6 separate regions of the Homo sapiens genome follow, and all the other regions are linked to region 5. The links are chromatin contacts, found by Hi-C or POLR2A ChIA-PET in ENCODE. All regions are on one chromosome and are shown on one strand. Each heading gives the region's core, a stretch centred on a gene start or an enhancer-like site at or near the end of the contact. The rest is flanking DNA. Distances are from core to core; before and after follow the strand shown. Region 1 holds the start of DHTKD1 (dehydrogenase E1 and transketolase domain containing 1). Region 2 overlaps NMT2 (N-myristoyltransferase 2). Region 3 holds the start of UPF2 (UPF2 regulator of nonsense mediated mRNA decay). Region 4 holds the start of MSANTD7 (Myb/SANT DNA binding domain containing 7). Region 5 holds the start of PHYH (phytanoyl-CoA 2-hydroxylase). Region 6 has its middle 69 kb from the start of CDC123.

Region 1 (3,475 bases), core at 799-3,298, 1.2 Mb before region 5:
TGGAGATCTCGCCATTGCTCTCCAGCCTGGGCAACAAGAGAGAAACTCTGTCTCAAACAAACAAACAAACAAACAAAAACAACAGCAACAAAAATTAGCTGGGCGTGGTGGCAGGCGCCTGAAATCCCAGCTACTCGGGAGGCTGAGGCAGGGGAATTGCTTGAACCCGGGAGATGGAGGTTGCAGTGAGCCGAGATTGCCCTACTGCATTCCAGCCTGGGCGACAGAGCGAGACTCCGTCTCAAAAAAAAAAAAAAAAAAAAAAAAGGAAAAAAAAGACAAGCCCTTGCAAAACCAGGTCCAAACTAGCAAGATGGGGAGGCCACCAAAGTGTGGACCTAAGGGGTCCCAGCTACAGTAGCTGTGCTGGATGACGCTCCTGTGCTTGCAGGGGGCACTTACATGTGCCTACATTATATAATCTATCATCCTGTGTGCTGAGTTCTATCTACAGCTAGACTGGGAACTAAGGGCAGAAACTGTGCCTTATTAATCTTTGTAACCCAGCAGAGTGCTTTATGAGTGTACTGGTTGAATGAGTAAGAAGGAGGATGTCTTGGGCTTGTATGTATAATATTCCTAGGAGTTTGGGGTATAGCTGCACAGCTTACTGGAACGAAGGATGACTAACCAGGTAAGGATGCAGACTCTCTCTCCTACCATACTGGCAAAGTTAAAAGTAAGCCACAGAAAAAAAATCATTTGGGAAACTCACTCAGAGACAGACCAACTAATCGTTCATGTCCAGTTTCTTTTGACTCTTATCCCTTTCTTCCCTGCTCCCTTTACCCTATTTCCTTCTTTCTCTCTTAATGTTTTTTGTTTGTTTGTGAGACAGAGTCTCGCTCTGTCGCCCAGGCTGGAGTGCAGTGGGCACGATCTTGGCTCACTGCAACCTCTGCCTCCAGGGTTTAAGCGATTCTTCTGCCTCAGCCTCCCGAGTAGCTGGGACTACAGGCACCCGCCACCACACTCGGCTAATTTTTGTATTTTTAGTAGAGACGGGGTTTCACCATAGTAGCCATGATGGTCTCGAACTCCTGACTTCGTGATCCGCCCTCCTTGGCCTCCCAGAGGGCCTCCCAGAGTGTTGGGATTACAGGCATGAGCCACTGCAGCCTGTTTTGTTTTTTTTTTTTTGTTCGTTTGTTTGTTTGTTTTTGTTCTGTTTTTTTTGAGACGGAGTTTCGCTCTTGTTGCCCAGGCTGGAGTGCAATGGCGCCATCTCAACTCACCGCAACCTCCACCTCCCGGGTTCCAGCGATTTTCCTGTCTCAGCCTCCCGAGTAGCTGGGACCACAGGCACCCACCACTACGCCTGGCTAATTTTGTATTTTTAGTAGAGACGAGGTTTCTCCACGTTGGTAAGACTGGTCTCGAACCCCCGACCTCAGGTGATCCGCCCGCCTCGGCCTCCCAAAGTGCTGGGATTACAGGCGTGAACCACCGCGCCCGACCTAATTTTTGTATTTTTAGTAGAGATGGGTTTTCGCCATGTTGGACAGGTTGGTCTCAAACTCCTGACCTCAGATGATCCTCCCGCTGTGGCCCCCCAAAGTGTTAGGATTACAGGCGTGAGCCACCGCGCCCGGCCTCTGTTAATGTTTCTTAAGAAAACAAAAAAATTAGGGGTATTGATTTTGTAGCTGCGCTAAGTAACCTTTGCTTTTTGCGTCCCTTGGTCTCAGTCCTAGCCATTTCCTATCCACCCTGTGGCTAATTTGTCCTTTCTGTAACAGACACCCTAGACTGTGTCTATGCGGTTGGGCAGAGGCGTGATGGGTAAACACTCCTGGCGGGAGACTACAGGCGCTGCAGCTACATCCTGTTTCGTACTGGGAGCAGGTGCCGCCCCGCGGAACACTTACTTGCCCCGCCCTGCGGTGGAGCAGGGCGGTCTCAGCCGCCGGAACCGCCCTGGAAGCCCGCCCCAATCCTGGGCGTCGCTTCGCTGTGAGTGCCGCTGCCACGGATTGGCTTCCAGGGTCCGGCCCGTCGGCCAATCAGGCGCGGGGGCGTTGTCTGGGGGCGGGGCTCCGGCCGCCTCTGACGAGTCCCGGATTTACCAGGGCCGGTGGGATCCCCTCGGGCTCCCGCCTTAGCATGCTGGCCGGGACATCTGGTGAACATGGCCTCTGCTACTGCGGCAGCAGCACGACGGGGCCTCGGCCGGGCTCTCCCTCTCTTCTGGCGTGGCTACCAGACCGAGCGGGGCGTTTACGGCTACCGGCCGAGGAAGCCCGAGAGCCGCGAGCCCCAGGGCGCCCTGGAGCGCCCCCCAGGTCGGGGATGGGGCCCGGGCGGTGGGAGCGGGGGCTGGGACGCAGAAGCCTCCCCTGGCCGATTTGCGGTGGGGTGTCGGGGTCGGGGAACCGGCTGCCGGCCTGAACGCGCGGCCGGTGGGGAGGAGGGGGAGGTGAGGGGAGCAGAGGGTAGGTGTGGGTGCTCAGTGTTGGGGTCATCCCCCGTCCATCCTCTGTAACTGAGGATCTTTGAGGTCCACGCTTGGGTGGTCTTCCCATCTTGCTGGTCCGGACCTGGTTTCGGAAGGGCTTTTCTTTCCTTTGTTGGAAACGTGTGAGAAACTCTTTTTTTCTTTCTCTTTTTGTTTCCTTTTTTTTTTTTTTTTTTTTTTGAGACGGAGTCTCGCTCTGTGGCCCAGGCTGGAGTGCAGTGCTGCGACCACAGCTCCCTGCAGCCTCGAACTCCTGGGCTCAGGCTATCCTTCCACCTCAGCGTCCCGAGTAGCTGGGGACACAGAGGGATGACCACGCCCAGCTTTTTTTTTTTTTTTTTTTTTTTTTTCATTTTTAGTAGAGATGGGGTCCCACCATGTTGCCCAGGCTGGTCTTGAACTCTTGAGCTCAAGCTGATCCTGCAGCCTCGGCCTCCCAATGTGTTGGGATTACAGGCTGAGCCACTGCACCCAGCCTAGAAAACCAGCTCTTTAATGAGGCGGAGCTGTGGGAGAAGTAAAGTTTTAAGGTCTCCCAAGGATACATTTCCAGGACCATCTCTGAGGCTTCTTTTATGTGAGCAGGTGGGGGGGTCCAAGACTGCATTGCTTGGGAGAAGTGGGCAGTTAGTTCCAGTCTTGGAAGACAGCATGATATTTATTATGTATTTGTCTCCTTGTAGCTAGTCTGTTACTTTAATTTCAGAGTTTAACTCTTAACTCTGCTGAATTTGGAACTATGTGCTGGTGGGGTTTCTTTCTTTTCCTTTTAGCCACTCTATTGACACCTTGATATGTGCTGGTGGTTTTAATGAATTAACAGTCATGAATATCAGCTTTTGGAACTTCTGTTGCATGCTCATTTGCGAGACTAATTTTGAGTATTTGGTTTACGCTCCAAAATTATTGTATCATTATTTATCCTCACGGAGTAGAAGATAAGTACAGATTGCTTATTAGAGGAAAATCATTTGGCATCTTTGATCTGATCATTAGATTAATGTTGAAGATCCCCTTCGG
Region 2 (3,426 bases), core at 804-3,303, 1.8 Mb after region 5:
GTATTTATACACCAACAGTCCTCAGCTGAATATTTACTATAAGCCATTCTATTATGATGATGTCATGTCTAAAGCACTTCAGCTAAAATGCCATTTAATAATCTAAATTTAGAGAATTTAAGTCCTTCACATTTAACAGGCAATGCATACCTTTAGTCTTTTAGTACCTCTCAAAACCAATGAGTCAGAAATGTCCAGATCTCCACTGGAAATAAATAAGCACTTCTAAATGCTAGTGGGAAGACCAAAACCATATAAAATATATATCATAGTCATTTAAAAAATTAGTTTCTGCTATGAGGCAGACTTAGCTTGATAAATTTCAAATAGCCTTTCTCAATATCAGAATTTTTTTTCTTTTGTTACTGGTTCAGTAACAATCAACAATATCAAGCAATTAGATGAATTAATGAAAGCCACAGGATATATGATATCTGTTAATAGAGAACATTCAGAAATGAAAAAAAAATTTGCCAACTTCCTTCTAGAGCAAAACATTCTTCTGGAGCACAATTCTCATTCATTGAATATCCAACTGTGAAACCACTAAAGGAACTGCCCAGCAGATCGCCTTAAAGCAGCAGTTCTCAAATATTTTGGTCTTGGGACCCTTTTACACTCTTTTTTTTTTTTGAGATGGAGTCTTACTCTGTCGCCCAGGCTGGAGTGCAGTGGTGTGATCTCAGCTCACTGCAACCTCTGCTTCCCGGGTTCAAGTGATTTGATCCTGCCTCAGCTTCCCAAGTAGCTAGGATTACAAGCACGTGCCACCACGCCCAGCTAATTTTTTGTATTTTTAGTAGAGATGCAGTTTTATCGTACTAGCCAGGATGGTCTCGATCTCCTGACCTTGTGATCTGCCCACCTCGGTCTCCCAAAGTGCTGGGATTACAGGCATGGGCCACTGCACCTGGCCTACGCTGTTAATAATGATTGAGTACCTCCAAAGAGCTTTGCTTATGTGGGTTATGCATATCCACACTTATCGCATTAGAAATCAAAACTGAGAACATTTTTAAACAAAAGACTACAGAAATACACATGCCACATGGCCTCTGGAAGACTTCACAGTATACTCAGACGAGAATGAAAGTGAAAAAATTACATACTAGTGTTATTATGAAAATAGTTAAAAAAAAAAAATGACTGCATAGATTCAAAGATCTTGGGGGACTTCCAGAGGTCCCTGGGCCACACTTTGAGAACTGCTATCTTAGGTCTCTAAAGGTTAGAAAAATAAGTAGCAGAATTTAGACAAGCAATATGTTGCCTAAATTCAGGTAAAAAGTATCATAAGTTTGGCAACTTATAAGCATTTTGAACAAATTTTTATAGAAGCATTAAAGCATAAGAGCACACCAGGATGTACCAGCTATAAAAAACAGAAAGTCCTAGAAAACAGGGTAAGAATATTTACATTTGCTGACTAATAGCTAAAATAATCTGTGTAAGAATGAAATACTGCCAGGCACGGTGGCTCACACCTGTAATCTCAGCACTTTGGGAGGCTGAGGCAGGCGGATCACAAGGTCAAGAGATCGAGACCATCCTGGCCAACATGGACTAAAATACAAAAATTAGCTGGGTGTGGTGGCACGTGGCTGTAGTCCCAGCTACTCAGGAGGCTGAGGCAGGAGAATTGCTTGCATCCAGGAGGCGGGGGTTGCAGTGAGCCAAGATCGCATCACTGCACTCCAGCCTGGCGACAAAGCGAGACTTCGTCTCACAGAAAAAAAAAAAAAAAAAAAAAAAAGAAATAACTTTTGAAAAGCAAAACAAACACTCAAATTATAACTATTGTCCTCAGAAAGAACCAGGAAGGCTATTGGGCTTACATTAAAATGGCTAGCTTCCGTATAATGGAATAGTGAAGCGGTCATGTTTTCTGAGAGTTCAATAAAATGCAGAGAATCATTTCCAGTAAATAAGAAAAATCTCAGTTTCATAAGCAAACTCTGTATCTGAATCAGATATCCTTTCCCATGGCCCAACTAATATGCATGATTCATGGGCCTCTACGTAGATTGAAATCTGTGTAAAATCTGCTTATAAGTACATAAGGAAATGAAGCTCAGAGCTCTATTAAAAAACAGTAGTGTTGTTATCTGTCAAGTTGTGGTACAAACCGTTTGAGAGCCAAGATTCCAGAGAAGAGATGTAAGCAATGATTATGGTTATTTATATGATTCAAAAAGGAGCAAACAGAATGCTAACCACTAAAAAAACCATCTAATGCCACTAAATATAGAACACCTTATATGCCTCGACATGTCTAAGCAAGCACACCCTCCTTGCAGCACAGTGCTAAGACCTTAGTGGATCATTCTCTGACTTCTGCTTTTTATCAACATCAAATTACCTTTCAGCTCATTGACACAGATGCGCAAAATCGAACTTGGAAATACTCAACACCAGATCAAAAAAACAAAACAAAATAAAATCTCCCCAAACACTGAAAGGGTAGGGAGGCATCGTAAGGCGTGTTTCTTGGGGAAACCTTAGTATTTTAGGTAACAGTTGTGAATGGCGCAGGCCCTGCGACAGCTCTGCTTCTGGCCAGCAGACTCTGAGCAAGTCAATCTGTGTTCTCATGGCCCCTTCTGTGCTATGGGGATAAGGACCCATCCTCCTGTGGCTGTTGTGATTAGTAAATGAGACTACGGCTGTTAAATGTCGAGCATAACGCCGGCCACAATAAATGTTAGCTCCTATATTCAAAAGTCCATGAAAAAGACAGAAAGCTGGCACTCCTACAAGCAAAAAGAGTAACAATGAAGCAGAAAATGAGATTGATCTATACAGCAAAAGCTGTATTCCATAAGTTTGCTTTTACGCTGAATGGTACAAAAATGTTCTTAAATAACTTGACTGCTAGCAGTGGTATCACCCATCTGGGCCCATAGGAGAGGAAGGGGCATCCGGTGTATGCAGTTCTGTCCAGTTTAACTCAAGAGGCAGACACCCAAGGGACTGCTGCCAGCACCTTCCAATTTCATAATATCTGTACTTTAATCTCTCTTTTATTCTATTAATTTACTCTTTATTTTCCTTTCCTTTCCTATGACTTAAAAGGGGGAAAGGAGACTGGGGCAAGCCAATGAGAACTGTTTGCATCTTGACAATCGTCCTTTTCTGCCTTGATTTATGCTGTACTCACAGTGAGACATTCAGTGGGGCTGAGCCATGGTGTCCCCATAGTGGGTAATGTTAGAGGGGATGGCAGAGGCAGAGGGAGCTAACAGGGAAACATGGAGGTCTGGGGCCTGCATCCCAAGCCCTCCACTTGGTGATATTAACACATCCTCGCCTAAGTGCCAACTGTCACATACCTCAGTTTCTTCATCTGTAAAATGGGGATAAGAAGTACTAACTTCAAAAGGTTGCTGTGAGAATAAATTGAATAATGTATTTGAAAGCACTTCATAA
Region 3 (3,407 bases), core at 467-2,966, 1.3 Mb before region 5:
TCAATACACGTTTGTTTTATGTCGACTTAAAAAACTGAGCACTAAGTGATATTTAATAAAATGCTAAAATTCTTATTTCAATAACTTCAAGCTTTAACAGCCAAACTTTTCATCTAAAGTGTTTCCAAAAGTTTTTCAAGTCCAAATACAATTTTAAATAGGTCCTTTCTCAAGATAGTGAGGAGAAAAAGTCGTGATCTTTTCACTGGAATCCGATTAGCTGTTACAAATTAGTTTGCTGAATACAATTATATTCAGACTACCCTTAAAAGGAAACCATGCTTTAAAACCACCTTCCTAGCTCCCAAAATAGTGTCCTGTCACTTGAACTGTATATTTTATTTGGTATTCTAAATACATTCTGAACTTCCAAAAGAAAGTAAAACTAATTTACTAGAAGTACCAATGGAGTGTATTGGGGGGAAGAGGGCACAAAAGGGGGTGTTTCCCTTTTAAAGACATTCCCTTGCAAAGTACCATATGGATTATGTATGAAATCCCAATCAGAGTGCTCCGAAAACACTCCAGTATGAGAGAATGCGGTTTTACCTTTCAATTCTCTTATTCAAAATGCTGTCAGGACAGAACAGCACAGGAACACTATCTCCCAGTTTCTGACTTTATTTTTTAAAGAACATCCTTAGTATAAAGGACGTATTAAGAACTGTTAGAAATTGTACCAGCTCACAAATGAGGAGACTGACGATGTTAAGGAACACCTAAGAACTATGGAAATGAGATAAAGCGTCAGCGAGGGTTTCACTTTGATCTGATGCATCGTTTCGTGTCGTGTAAGTCCTCTAAGATGAGCAAGAGAGCTGAAGGTCCGATCACCCCAGCGTGGACCCAGCTGGCTCTGCTCTGCCAACCTGGGGACCAAATATCCTGTGATCACTTCCTTAGTCCAACAGTCCTAGCAAGAAGAGAGTGCTTGGCGCCTTGAAGAGGTGAAGGTAAAGTGAAGAATCAACCAGCCTATGTGATTAAAAGGAAGTCAACCAAACAGCCCATGCCCACCATCCCCAGATACACCCCAAGCCCCTTCCCCTACACATACCTCTCCTACAAACCCCTGCTCTGGTGGTGTAGGAACCTCTAAACCCACCACACTTCCCCGACACAACTCCCCTTCCCACAGGTATCCACGGTCACCTTCGCGGACCATCGCTGCCCCAACCCCAACTTCTCGCCCCACACTCCCTCGCCACAGAAGCCTTCCCGGCCGGTCTCCCCACTCCGCAGCCTCCCACACACGCGCCCTCCCCACTTTCTCGCCCTCGCTTCCCTCCCGGCTCTCGAGGAGCTTCCCCCGACCTCCCCTCGCTCTCCTCCACGCCCCCGAACACTTTCGCCCCTCCACCGCGGGCTCCCCGCCTCCAGTCTCGAGGCCCGGCCCAGGCATGTGGGGCAGGCACCTCCTCCACCGCCCCCCAAGCATGGCCCGGCCCGGGGGCTCCCGCGTTGATGGGAGCCTCGGAGACAGGGGGTCTGAGGAGAACGACGCCGGACCCGCGGTCCCTCCACTGCTCGCCGACCCCGGAGAGCTGGAGTGTGGAGTCGCCTCTGGGGTCCCCCAGGGAGTAGGAGTCTAGGCCGGTGCCCCCCAGCCCCATTTCCTCCCGATCGTTGGAGCGGAGGGGAAGGAGGATCCCCGGGACTCACCTCGAGCCTGTTGTCAACATTAGCCCCGGGTTTCCCAGCACCAACTCCAGCGCTCGGGCTCTCCCCTCCCCTCCCCCCACCTATCTCGCAGCCGAGGGCCCGCCTTCCCTCAGCTCCCCCTCCTCCCTCCGCCCGCCAGCCCTCCCGCCCGCCACTCACCAGCGCGGCCGGGCTGAGAGTGGGGGCGGGGCGGAAGGAGGCGAGAGGGAAAAGGCCATCCGCGCGACTGCCCGATTAAAAACAGTCCTGATCGTCTTCCCTGCGGCATGCCGATGCCCTCAGCTTGACTCTGGGGTGGCGGGTCCGGGGCAAAGGCTCATATGAGTGCCATTCACTTAACAGCTCTTTCAAATTCCCCAGTCGATGAGAAGAGCGAATTTTTCAGACTGGCAATACGTAAGGTAGCCACTACCAGCACCTCAAACCAGGGCCCCAGCGGAGGGGTGGAGTGTTCCGAGGACCCGAGGCAGGAAGTGGATTGGTCGCCAGGAAAGGGAAAGCGCCTGAATTGGAGCTGCGCAGGCGCAGGCGCTTCGCGGGGGATGGGGGTGGGAAGCGCGAATGGGGCGGGGCGGAGCTCACGGGAGGCGAGGAAGTGTGGTGGAATAGTGGGAGGGTTACGGAGCGCCATTAAGGACAAGCCCGGCCACGTGATTCTCCTGGGCGTTTCCTGGTGCGAACCTAAGGAAGAGGTCTAAGAAGAGAAAGTTTGATTGGACTAATTCGAGGGGAGACGTTGAAGATTTAGAAAATTGGAAACTGGAGAAACTAAACCATATGGCTGGTTTGGGAGGTGGGAGTCGCTTAGGAATGGGTCTAGTCTTAAGAATGCCCTAAAAGACATCGAAAGTCCTGCGGGGGGATTTCCAGAAGCACTTCTAGGTGTTCGACGTAAAAACCACCCAGGGCGAAGAAGAATCAAGGCTTTTTCCATACACTTCTTAGAAAGTACCTGGTTCTAGCAAGCAAACTTTTAAAAATTACAGTGGCAAGACTTCCCTGAGTTATCAAATCACCCATTTTAAAAAAAAAATGGCTAGCGTCGACATTTCTTCTGAATGCGAACCCAGGCCGACTTTCAAAAATGGGTATCAGTTTATCCACACTGCTTATTTCCTCCTGAATTGCTGAAATGGTGCATCTGGCCTCGAAACAGTACTGGGTTCTGCCAACATGATCCGAGTAGGTGGCTCTGGCTGGTCCGGAGCTAGAGGAACAAGGGTGCGAAACTGGTCTTGACGTTTGCTTGACTTGAGGGGGCCCCACCTGGTGCCCAAGCCCACGTAATGAACTACTACCAACCACAAATACTTGAGGCAAGTCCAGGTTCCCTATGACTCAACCTTTGCCCATTTGCCTCTATTTACTGTTTGCTTCCCCATTTACTCTTAGCACGCAAATTATCCTCTCATACTGAGTGTTGCTGCTTCCTGTATTTAAAAATATATATTTTTTATACACTACACATAGGTCAGTCATTTAAAGGATAGTGAAAGAGAAAGATGAAGGCCGGGCACGGTGGCTCACGCCTGTAATCCCAGCACTTTGGGAAGCCGAGGCGGGCGGATCACAAGGTCAGGAGTTCGAGACCATCCTGCCTAACACGGTGAAACCCCGTCTCTACTAAAAATACAAAAAAAATTAGCCGGCCGTGGTGGCACGTGCCTGTAGTTCCAGCTACTCCGGAGGCTGAAGCAGGAGAATGGCGTGAACCGGGAAGGCAGAGCTTGCAGTGAGCCGAGTTT
Region 4 (3,333 bases), core at 268-2,767, 1.5 Mb after region 5:
AGGCGTGGTGGTGGTGCCTTTAGTACCAGCTACTTGGGAGGCTGAGGCAGGAGAATCGCTGGAACCCGATGATGGAGGCTGCAGTGAGCCAAGATTGTGCCACTGTACTCCGGCCTGGGCAACACAGTGAGACTGTCTCAAAACAAAAACAAAAACAAAAAACAAAACAACAAAACAAACAAAAACACAACTTTAGTACGACTATACCCATCCATTCACTCAACATATATGATGAACCTACAATTTCCTGTTCACTAGGGATATATTTTCCAGCTGAGGGCATATACATTTAAACTAATTATTTTCAGTAAAACATGGAGTGAGCGCTACAGGAGTCCAGAAGGAAGGGGCTAGCATAGCCACTTACCTTCTTTGCCTTTGCTAACAGATCTCTAAAGTGAAGTACGCTGATTTTGCAAAAACCAAAGTCTCAGAGCTAGGGGACTTGGTGGGATACAGACTCACGTATTCTGACTGCGAGTTCACAGCTGAGATACCGTGAACAAAAAGGAACCACTCTTTTGTATTCCTCTCTTTCCCAAGGAGTCAGTGTACTCCTTTGCAAAGCAATTTTCACCTACAGAGTCCTAACAAATATTAGCTATGTCCTCTGATTTAAGCTACTCAACTCAATGCCATGTTTTGTTTTCCTTTGGGGAGTCACCAACTAGCTTGGACTTGAAAGACGTCTTCTGTGCAAGGGGAGGCAAATCTTGCTGGTTGGAAGCAGCAGAATCAATCTGGCGCCAGTATCATCTGAATCTAGCATTCTTTGCACAAACTCTAATCCAAATACAAACCCACCAGCTTTTACTGCTGAAGTTTAATATTCACAGCAAAACCACAACGTGGCCTCACGTTACCACCAGGCCCGGCTTGAGCTTTTTACTCGAGCTGGGCTTGGGCGATCTAAAACGAGGGACAGGGCCTGCATTTCCTGGGCGGAATGTTATTTATAGCCAGGGCCAGGAGAAGCCAAAGCCGACAGCTGCTGCGCCGCAGCGCGGGGCCGCCGCCATGCAAGCAGTTGTCACACCGCTCACCTTCACAGTCGGCCCCTGGCCGCCCCCCGGCCTCCTGGCCCTGCGTCAGCACCGGGTGAGAGACCAAAAGCCCGGCGCAAAAGGCCACCACAGCAACTGGGCTCGCGCACCACATGCTGGGCCAGCAGCTTCAATCGCCTCCGCCACCCGCGCCCACCGCCCACCAAGCTGCCAAAGCGAGCTGAGCAGAATTCGAGGTTGGAAAGAATCTGCCAGTAGTTGCCAGGACAAATGACGCAACTGAACACAGAGTTTCCATTGGCTCTCAAGGAAGGGATAGGAAGGGGGCGGAGTGTAGGAGCCTTTTCCCGTCCCTCCCCGGTTGCGCGTGCGCACTGTGCAGTTTCCGCGGAGCGCAGAGACGCGCTGAAGCTACTCGCGGACTGCGCGTGAAGAAAGGCGGAACCTTCACGCTGATTGGCGGCGACGCGGGAGGCTGTAGCGGCCGACCGGACGCAGGGGGCTGGCGGGAACGTGAAGCTCCGCGGTGCCTGATGGGGCCGTTGGGCGGCCGGTAGCTGTTGCTGTTGGGGGACCCCCTCATTCCTGCCGCTGCCGTCCCTGCTGCCTCATGGCGGCCATCGGAGTTCACCTGGGCTGCACCTCAGCCTGTGTGGCCGTCTATAAGGTGAGGGGCTGCGGAGCTGGGCTAGGGCTTCATGACGGCCACCCGGTTTTCTGGCGCTGGGTCATCCACAGGCTTGAGAGCGGCGTGTCGCCGGCCTAGGGATGTCGTGGAGTGGCGTTGCCGCGAGGACACTCCGGAGCGAAGGGCCGGGCAGGCCCGGCCTCGCGCCTGGCGATTCCTCCGGAAAGTCGTCTACTCCGCGGCGGAGGCTCGCGGCGATGTAGACGCGCGGGGTCCCAGGGCGTCATGGCGGCGGGATGCCCGGAGGGGTCCCAGGGACGACGTAGCTGCAGGGTGCCCGGGGGGGTCCCGGAGACAGCGGGGCCGCTGGGTGTCCCGGGGGGTCCCGGGGACGGCGGGGCTGCGAGCATTTTGGGGGAGGTCACGGGGACGTCCTGGCCTCTGGATGCCGGAAGGGGTCTCGCTGACGTCAGGGCCTCAGGATTCCCGCGGGTGGGAGGTCCTGGGAAAGTTGTGGCCGCGAGGTACTTGGAGGCGGTGGTCTCTGGGACAGCAGGGCCGCAGAACGCGCTGAGCTGGGCCCGAACGTCTAGGTCCCGGAGGGGCGGGGAGGCTGCAGTCGAGCTGGGGCTGATGGTCCCGCAAAGCTGCCTGGCTGTGAAGCCAGTTGATGGTGCGTGGTCTACAGAGGTGGCCTTTCTGGAAGTGAGAGCCTGACAGGACTTGTGGCCTTTCTCTCATCAGTGGGGAGGCAGAAGAAACGATAATCATGAACTCCGTTGCCACTAGTCCCGCGTTTAAATGTCAAATGACTTGTTAGGAAAAGCCAAAGGGAATAATACTACTTCATTTGTAGAAATGGGAAGAAAGGGGCCCAGCGCGGTGGCTTACGCCTGTAATCCCAGCACTTTGGGAAGCCGAGGCAGGCGGATCACGTGAGGTTAGGAGTTCTAGACCAGCCTGGCTAACATGGTGAAACCCCGCCTCTACTAAAAATACTAAAAATTAGCCGGGAACGCCTGTAATCCCAGCTGCTCAGGAGGCTGAGGCATGAGAATGGCTTGAACCCGGGAGGCGGAAGTTGCAGTGAGCCGAGATCTGGCACTGCAGTCTGCACTCCAGCCTGGGCCACGGAGCAAGACTCCGTGTCCAAAAAAAAAAAAAAAAGAAATGGTAATGGTAAGAAGGAAGAGAGGTAGGAAAGGTAACGTAATAATAGCCTTCGTTTTGTGTGTAGAAAGGTTGTTATTACTTTTGATTCAATTGTTGACTTTGCAGAGCAGACTGAAAACATGAGGCAGTTCTTCATGGAATTATAGGCTTTCTATGAAAACGAGGAAATTAAATGGTAATTAAATTTGCAAGTTTAAAATATTGAGATAGCAGTTTTTCTTTCCACACAGATGGCAAAGTAACACTGGTGCACAAATGCACACGTCTGAATACGTCTAATGAGACTATGTATTTCGTGTTTTTTTCTCTAGGATGGCCGGGCTGGTGTGGTTGCAAATGATGCCGGTGACCGAGTTACTCCAGCTGTTGTTGCTTACTCAGAAAATGAAGAGGTACTAGTCCCCCCATTTTTGTACTTCTGAAATAATTTAAAATTACATACATTGTAATATATATATATATATATTATTTTTTTTTTCAGATTGTTGGATTGGCAGCAAAACAAAGTAGAATAAGAAATATTTCAAA
Region 5 (2,990 bases), core at 444-2,943:
AGCCTGGCCAACATGGTGAAACCCCATCTCTACTAAAAATACAAATTAGGCCGGGGGCGGTGGCTCACGTTTGTAATCCTAGCACTTTGGGAGGCCGAGGCGGATGGATCACCTGAGGTCGGGATTTCGAGACCAGCCTGACCAATATGGTGAAACCCCATCTCTACTAAAAATACAAAAATTAGCCAGGCGTGGTGGCGTTCATTTGTAATCCCAGCTACTGGAGAGGCTAAGACAGGAGAATTGCTTGAACCTGGGAGGTGGAGATTGCAGTGAGCTGAGATCAGGCCACTGCATTCCAGCCTGGGCAACAGAGAGAGACTCCATCTCAGAAAAAAAACTACCACCACTACTACTACTACTACTACTACTACTACTACTACTACTACTACTGCTACTACTACTACTACTAATAATAATAATACAAATTACACTTGGGAGGCTGAGGCAGGGGAATGGCTTGAACCTGGGAGGCGGAGGTTGCAGTGGGCCGACATTGCAGAGTGCGGCACTGCACTCCAGCCTGACCACAGAGCAAGACTCCGTCTCAAAAATAATAATAATAATAATAATAATAATAATAATAATAATAATAACAACAATAACAACAACAACATAAATTCGCCTGGCATCGTGGCGCAACCCTGTAGTCCCAACTACTTAGGAGGCTGAGGTGGAAGGATCTCTTGAGCCCAGGAGTGAGCCGAGATCGTACCACTACTGCACTCCAGCCTGGGTGACAGAGTGAGGCCCTGTTTCAAAAAAAAAAAAAAACCAAAAAAGCAAAACCCTAGAAATTCCTTTTAAAGATCTCCTTTCTATCCGGTAACTGCAGAGAGTTGACATAGAATTGCATTGTTTCTTTAGCTTAATCGGTTACTTTCGGAATGTCACTCTCATCAATTAACATGTTATCCTTTCTTTCTCTCTGTTTCTCTCTTTTGGAACGCACTGGCCATCACGGCTCACTGTAACCCTGGACTCCTGGCCTTGGCCCCCAGAAGAGCCGAGACAACAGGCAAGGCGTGTGCCGCCGCGCCAGTCCTCACCCGCTGTCCTTCCCCAAATAGTGTCTTTATATAACTCAGTGGCAATGCCGTAGTCCAGCAGGGAGGCCGCCCTGGGCAGCGCCTGCCTGGCCAGCTCCTGCCCGGGAGGGCACCGTCCTCTCCCCTCCGGAGAGGTCCCGGTCACTGCCTGCCTGGGCCGGTTCCAGGCAGCCCTGCGCGCCTGTGCACCGTGCGCCTGTGATTGGACATCTCTGGGTCTCTGGACAGCTGCCGGGGTCACGCGCCGCCGGTGAAACGACGTCTCCACAAAGAGAGGAGCAGAGGCCCCCAGGGATCCCGGAGGGCAGGGCAACGCGGCAATTGCCCCGACCCCAGGGCGGCCGCGCGTGTCCTCGGGGGACGCAGCCTCTTCCCCGCTCCCCGGCTCCTGGAAGAGACGCGACCCAGGCGGGGACGCGGCGCTGAGCGAGGAGGCGCTGGGGCTGCGAAGCGTGCGACCCCGAGGCCTCCACCCGGACCAGGGCCACCACTCAGGCGGCGGCGCCGGCGCCGGATCCAGCCCGAGCCCCGCGCAGCCCAAAGGATACGACAGCCCCGGCCGAGGGGCGGCCGAGGTGGCCCAGAACAATCTGCAGACGGGCGGCGGCGCGAAGCTGCTCCATGGCTGCGGCGCGGGGAACCCCCACCCCTCCCGGCCTCTGCCCCATTTAGCCCAGCGGGCGGCTCCGCCTCCAGGCGCCGCCCCGGACTGGACGTAAGCGGGATTCCGGGCGGTGCCAGCTCGCGGGCCGGGCTGCTGGGGAGCCCTAGTCCGCTAGAGTCCGCGCGCCGGGCAACCGCCCGGGGCTGAAGTCCTCCCCACACCATGATCCTTCCGTCCTTTATTTTCTTTCTTTTTAAAAAGAAACAAGATCTTGCTCTGTCGCCCAGGCTGGAGTGCAGTGCGCGATCATAGCTCACTGCAGCCTTGAACTCTTGGGCTAATTTTTATTTTTTGTAGAGATGGGGTCTCGCTACGTTGCCCAGGTGGGTCTCAAACTCCCCCCGCCTCCCGTCTCGACCTCCCAAAGTGCTGGGACTACAGGCGTGAGTCATTACCCCTGCCCCGCACCCTGTTTCTGTTCCATCACCAGGACCCTCCCTGCCGCACCGAAGCTCGGGGGCCCAGTGACCAGGCCGAGGTCACACAGTGACAAGTGGCTGGGCTGGGACCTCACTCACTCTCCTAACGTCATGGCTTCCATCTGTTTAACCCTACGTGACTGCTCCTTCCACTGACAGCTGAAAGAATAAAATCTCCGATTTAAACAAAAAGTTTGCCGGGCGCGGTGGCTCACGCCTGTAATCCCAGCACTTTGGGAGGCCAAGGCAGGCGGATCACGGGGTCAGGAGTTCGAGACCAGCCTGGCCAACTTGGTGAAAACCCGTCTCTACTAAAGATACAAAAATTAGCTGAGTGTTGTGGCGCACGCCTGTAATCCCAGCTACTGGGGAGGCTGAGGCAAGAGAATCACTTGCAACCGGGAGGCGGAGGATGCAGTCAGCGAGATGGCGCCACTGCATTCCAGCCTGGGTGACAGGGCAAGACTCCGTCTCTAAACAAACAAACAAACAAACAAACAGGTTTTTAGCCGGGTGCGGTGGCTCACGCCCGTAACTCCAACACTTTGGGAGGCCGAGGCAGGAGGATCGCTTGAGCTCAGGATCGCTATAGATCGAAAGCAGCCTGGGTAACATAGTGAGAACACCTGATCTACAAAAAAATTAGCCGGGCGTCGTGGCGGGCGCCTGTAGTCCCAGCTACTCAGGAGGCTGAGGCAGGAGAACGGTGTAAACCCAGGAGGCGGACCTTGCAGTGAGCGAGATGGCGCCACCGCACTCCAGCCTGGGCGACAGAGCAAGACTCCGTCTCAAAAAAAATAAAAAATAAATCAATAAATTAAATAAATAAAAATTCCAGACATTGTATGAGGAAGCATT
Region 6 (3,018 bases), core at 129-2,628, 1.0 Mb before region 5:
ACCTCCACTTACTGAATTCAAGCAATTCTCCTGCCTTAGCCTCCTGAGTAGCTGGGACCAAAGAGGTACACCACGACATCTGGCTAATTTTTGTATTTTTAGTAGAAATGGGGTTTCACCATATTGGCCAGGCTGGTCTCCAACTCCTGACCTCAAGTGATCAGCCATCTTGGCCTCCCAAAGTGCTGGGGTTACAGGCATAAGCCACTGTGCCCGTACATAATTCTCATTTTAAAAAACTTTTTATTTTTTATTTTTGCAGAACTGTCAAACTCCTTCCTCAAATTTTCTTCCTATTTTATGATTGCTGACTTTGGGGTGGGGGAAGTCGCAGTGAATATTTATTAACTGTTAGATCCAATGGAACATGTGTCATGGACTCTTTTTCAACTAAGAAGTGGAAGCTGAAGCTGTCTTTCTTTTTTGATTTTAAAATTTCACCTTTATGTTAGATTGGGAAGTACATGTGCAGGTTTGTGACAAGGGTATATTGCGGGATGCTGAGGTTTAGGGTGTGACTGAAGCCCTCATCCAGGTCGTGAGCACAGTAACCAACAGGTCGTTTTTCACGCCTTCCCCTCTCCCTCCCTCTCCCCTCTGGGAGTCCCCAGTGTCTTGTTCCCCTCCTTCCGCCCATGTGTACCCTATGTTTGGCTGCCACTTAATAAGTGAGAATATGCGGTATTTGGTTTTCCGTTTCTGCGTTAATTTGTTGAGCATAATGCTGTTTTCTTTTTTTTCTTTTAGACAGAGTTTCGCTCTTGTTGCCCAGGCTGAGTGCAGTGGTGCCATCTCAGTTCACTGCAACCTCCACCTCCCGGGTTCAAGCGATTCTCCTGCCTTAGCCTCCCGAGTAGCTGGGATTACAGGCGTGTGCCACCACGCCTGGCTAATTTTTGTATTTTTAGTTGAGATGGGGTTTCATCATATTGGTCAGGCTGGTCTCGAACTCCTGACCTCAGGTGATCCACCTGCCTCGGCCTCCCAAAGTGCTGGGATTACAGGCGTGAGCCACCGCGCCTGGCCATGCTGTTTTCTTAAACTAATCAAAAATAGTCTAAATACTGTACTTCACAGAATTTGTAAGGCTGGAAGAATCGGCCTGTGGCTGCTTCCAGCCTGGGAAAGGGATGGGCCACAAGATGGCGCCGCGCGTGCGGCGGTGAAGGCCGAGGCCGCCAGTGCCAGGTGGATGCCCGCCCTCCCCCAGGCCCTCAGGCCACGAGCAGGGGCGGGGGCACGGCTCACGATGTCATTTACACCGAGACAAAAGCCTAAATTGCTCCCTGTGCTTTCAGTGACCTAGGCCTTCCTCTCGTATTCTCTTTCTCTCGTATTCTCAAGTGTTTCTAGAAATGTGCTCTGGAGACATCCCCAAGCCAGTAGCTCCTCCCTCATTCTGAGAAGGCGGTTTAGTGCAGCTGGTCTCTGAAGGCATTGGGTGTTTTCCCCTCAGCTCCCGAGGGACAGCGTGGGAGGGTGGTGCTCTGGGCCTTCTCTCTACCATGCTTTGTTGTTGTTGATTTGTTTAAGCGCCAAACACTGAGTTTCCTTAATGTACCTGTGGGAAGATCAGTGGCAGAACTAGCAGAGGCTGTGTCCGGGCGCGGTGGCTCGCGCCTGTAATCCCAGCTACTGGGGAGGCTGAGGCAGGAGAATCGCTTGAGCCTGGGAGGTGGAGGTTGCAGTGAGCCGAGATCACACCACTACACTCCAGCATGGGTGACAGAGCGAGACTCCATCTCAAAAAAAAAAAAAAAAAAAAAAAAAAAAAAAAAAAGAACTAGCAACAAGCAAAGGCTGTGTTGCTTATGATACTTATTCCTGACAAAGGAAGGATGAACCTGAACTCTTAAATCTAAGGTGTTACCGGAAAGGGGTCCCGATCTAGACCCCAAGAGACCCTCGCACAAGAAGGAATTCAGGGCGAGTCCATAGAGTAAAGTGAAAGGAAGTTTATTAAGAAAGTAGAGAAATAAAAGAATGGCTACTCCATAGATAGAGTAGCGCAGGGGGCTGCTGGTTGTCCATTTTTATGGTTATTTCTGGATGATACGCTAAACAAGCGGTGGATTATTCATGCCTCCCCTTTTTAGACCATACAGGGTAATTCCTGATGTGGCCTTGGCATTTGTAAACTGTCATAGCGCTGGTGGGAGTGTAGCAGTGAGGACCACCAGAGGACACTGTCCTCGCCATGTTGGTTTTGGCCACTGTTTTACTGCAACCTGTTTTATCAGCAAGGTCTTTATGACCTGTGTTTTGTGCGGATCTCCTATCTTATCCTGTGACTTAGAATGCCTTAACCATCTGGGAATGCAGCCCAGTAGGTCTCAGCCTTATTTTACCCAGCTCCTGTTTAAGATGGAGTTGCTCTGGTTCAAACGCCTCTGACAAAGGGACAGTCATTTCACCTCACACATGAAAGCAAACCTAAAATTTTCTCTATTGGAAGTTCAATCTTGGCTAAGGGCATGATTTAGAAATCAAAGGAGTCTGACCTTCACGTGGTTTTGAACACTTGTGGAAAGGTAGCTGTGGGAAGGGACGTAGCCTTTGTAATGCAAGAGGAGAGAATGGGGTGTGGGGCGTGTGGCCCAGAAATGACACAGAACTCTGACAGCACTGCCCGGTTGCCATGTAGCTAGGTAAATATTTGCAAAGCACCTACTGCTTCTCCGGACTCGGGGCAAGTGTCTACTGGGCATGAAACCATCTCCGTGGGGAAGTGAGCCTTACCCAGTTCTTATCTCCCTCTTGAGGCCAAGTTCACAGAATATGACACAACTTCCAGAGGAAAGGGGGGCCTGCCAGTTCTTATCTTCCTCTCTCAGCTGGCATTGGGACATTTTAGTGGCCAGGACCAATGTGTTATCTGTAGGAGCCCTGAAGAGAAGAGGTGGGCCCAGAGGCTTTTTTTTTTTTTTTTTTTTTTTTTTTTTGAGACAGAGTCTCGTTCTGTCGCCAGGCTGGAGTGCAGTGGTGCGATCTCGGCTCACTGCAAGCTCCGACTCCCTA

The links. Hi-C counts contacts between places; a loop is a spot of excess contacts on that map. ChIA-PET counts read pairs that join two places held with the same protein, here RNA polymerase II (POLR2A). Pooled maps may share reads with other maps.
Region 1: a loop to region 5 is called in a map of CD4-positive, alpha-beta T cell, with 14 times the contacts of the local background. The contact joins the promoter of DHTKD1 here to the promoter of PHYH in region 5. A Hi-C loop is called at or near these places in 3 of 168 maps with a recorded cell type or tissue (B cell, CD4-positive, alpha-beta T cell and naive thymus-derived CD4-positive, alpha-beta T cell) and 11 of 50 pooled maps. POLR2A ChIA-PET finds 5 or more read pairs at or near these places in 3 of 52 experiments (Caco-2, H1 and activated T-cell).
Region 2: a loop to region 5 is called in a pooled map, with 5 times the contacts of the local background. The contact joins the enhancer-like site here to the promoter of PHYH in region 5. A Hi-C loop is called at or near these places in 1 of 50 pooled maps. POLR2A ChIA-PET finds 5 or more read pairs at or near these places in 2 of 52 experiments (CD4-positive, alpha-beta T cell and activated B cell).
Region 3: a map of ascending aorta shows a loop between it and region 5 (10-fold over the local background). The contact joins the promoter of UPF2 here to the promoter of PHYH in region 5. A Hi-C loop is called at or near these places in 2 of 168 maps with a recorded cell type or tissue (ascending aorta and naive thymus-derived CD4-positive, alpha-beta T cell) and 17 of 50 pooled maps. POLR2A ChIA-PET finds 5 or more read pairs at or near these places in 2 of 52 experiments (A549 and CD4-positive, alpha-beta T cell).
Region 4: a map of naive thymus-derived CD4-positive, alpha-beta T cell shows a loop between it and region 5 (16-fold over the local background). The contact joins the promoter of MSANTD7 here to the promoter of PHYH in region 5. A Hi-C loop is called at or near these places in 1 of 168 maps with a recorded cell type or tissue (naive thymus-derived CD4-positive, alpha-beta T cell), 1 of 37 single-sample maps with no recorded cell type and 11 of 50 pooled maps. POLR2A ChIA-PET finds 5 or more read pairs at or near these places in 1 of 52 experiments (CD4-positive, alpha-beta T cell).
Region 6: a map with no recorded cell type shows a loop between it and region 5 (21-fold over the local background). The contact joins the enhancer-like site here to the promoter of PHYH in region 5. A Hi-C loop is called at or near these places in 1 of 37 single-sample maps with no recorded cell type and 4 of 50 pooled maps. POLR2A ChIA-PET finds 5 or more read pairs at or near these places in 1 of 52 experiments (B cell).

The regions. Positions count from the first base shown.
Region 1 is chr10:12,066,906-12,070,380 of GRCh38, forward strand. DHTKD1 (dehydrogenase E1 and transketolase domain containing 1) reads left to right here and starts at 2,049. Exons shown (of 17, transcript NM_018706.7): 1 at 2,049-2,282. The coding sequence starts at 2,129. RefSeq lists silencers at 2,075-2,124, 2,225-2,384.
Region 2 is chr10:15,121,803-15,125,228 of GRCh38, forward strand. The region is part of intron 8 of NMT2 (N-myristoyltransferase 2); the gene reads right to left. Among named protein-coding and RNA genes, the nearest start is that of RPP38, 26 kb to the left of the region's middle. RefSeq lists enhancers at 1,074-1,253, 2,160-2,299. Within about 2 kb of position 2,054, at least 4 of the 41 ENCODE cell types and tissues checked have a DNase peak (open chromatin) inside an H3K27ac peak, as active enhancers do.
Region 3 is chr10:12,041,093-12,044,499 of GRCh38, forward strand. UPF2 (UPF2 regulator of nonsense mediated mRNA decay) reads right to left here and starts at 1,717. Exons shown (of 22, transcript NM_015542.4): 1 at 1,663-1,717. It overlaps LOC105376416 (a long non-coding RNA gene), which reads right to left. Exons shown (of 3, transcript XR_930666.2): 3 at 2,707-2,869. RefSeq lists enhancers at 625-714, 1,885-2,134 and silencers at 1,235-1,284, 1,305-1,444.
Region 4 is chr10:14,836,789-14,840,121 of GRCh38, forward strand. It overlaps MSANTD7 (Myb/SANT DNA binding domain containing 7), which reads left to right and starts at 1,518. Exons shown (of 5, transcript NM_001378785.1): 1 at 1,518-1,671; 2 at 3,117-3,197; 3 at 3,287-3,333. CDNF (cerebral dopamine neurotrophic factor) reads right to left here and starts at 1,249. Exons shown (of 4, transcript NM_001029954.3): 1 at 1,044-1,249. The coding sequence starts at 1,158. It overlaps HSPA14 (heat shock protein family A (Hsp70) member 14), which reads left to right and starts at 1,518. Exons shown (of 14, transcript NM_016299.4): 1 at 1,518-1,671; 2 at 3,117-3,197; 3 at 3,287-3,333. The coding sequence starts at 1,615. RefSeq lists a silencer at 1,302-1,411 and an enhancer at 1,562-1,801.
Region 5 is chr10:13,298,371-13,301,360 of GRCh38, forward strand. It overlaps PHYH (phytanoyl-CoA 2-hydroxylase), which reads right to left and starts at 1,694. Exons shown (of 9, transcript NM_006214.4): 1 at 1,598-1,694. The coding sequence starts at 1,672. It overlaps LOC124902377 (a long non-coding RNA gene), which reads left to right and starts at 1,819. Exons shown (of 2, transcript XR_007062056.1): 1 at 1,819-2,036. RefSeq lists enhancers at 684-1,304, 1,881-2,020 and a silencer at 1,281-1,700.
Region 6 is chr10:12,263,198-12,266,215 of GRCh38, forward strand. No RefSeq gene overlaps it. Among named protein-coding and RNA genes, the nearest start is that of CDC123, 69 kb to the left of the region's middle. RefSeq lists silencers at 493-542, 1,113-1,172 and enhancers at 980-1,518, 1,393-1,492. Within about 2 kb of position 1,379, at least 24 of the 41 ENCODE cell types and tissues checked have a DNase peak (open chromatin) inside an H3K27ac peak, as active enhancers do; they include B cell, where a contact is called at or near this core.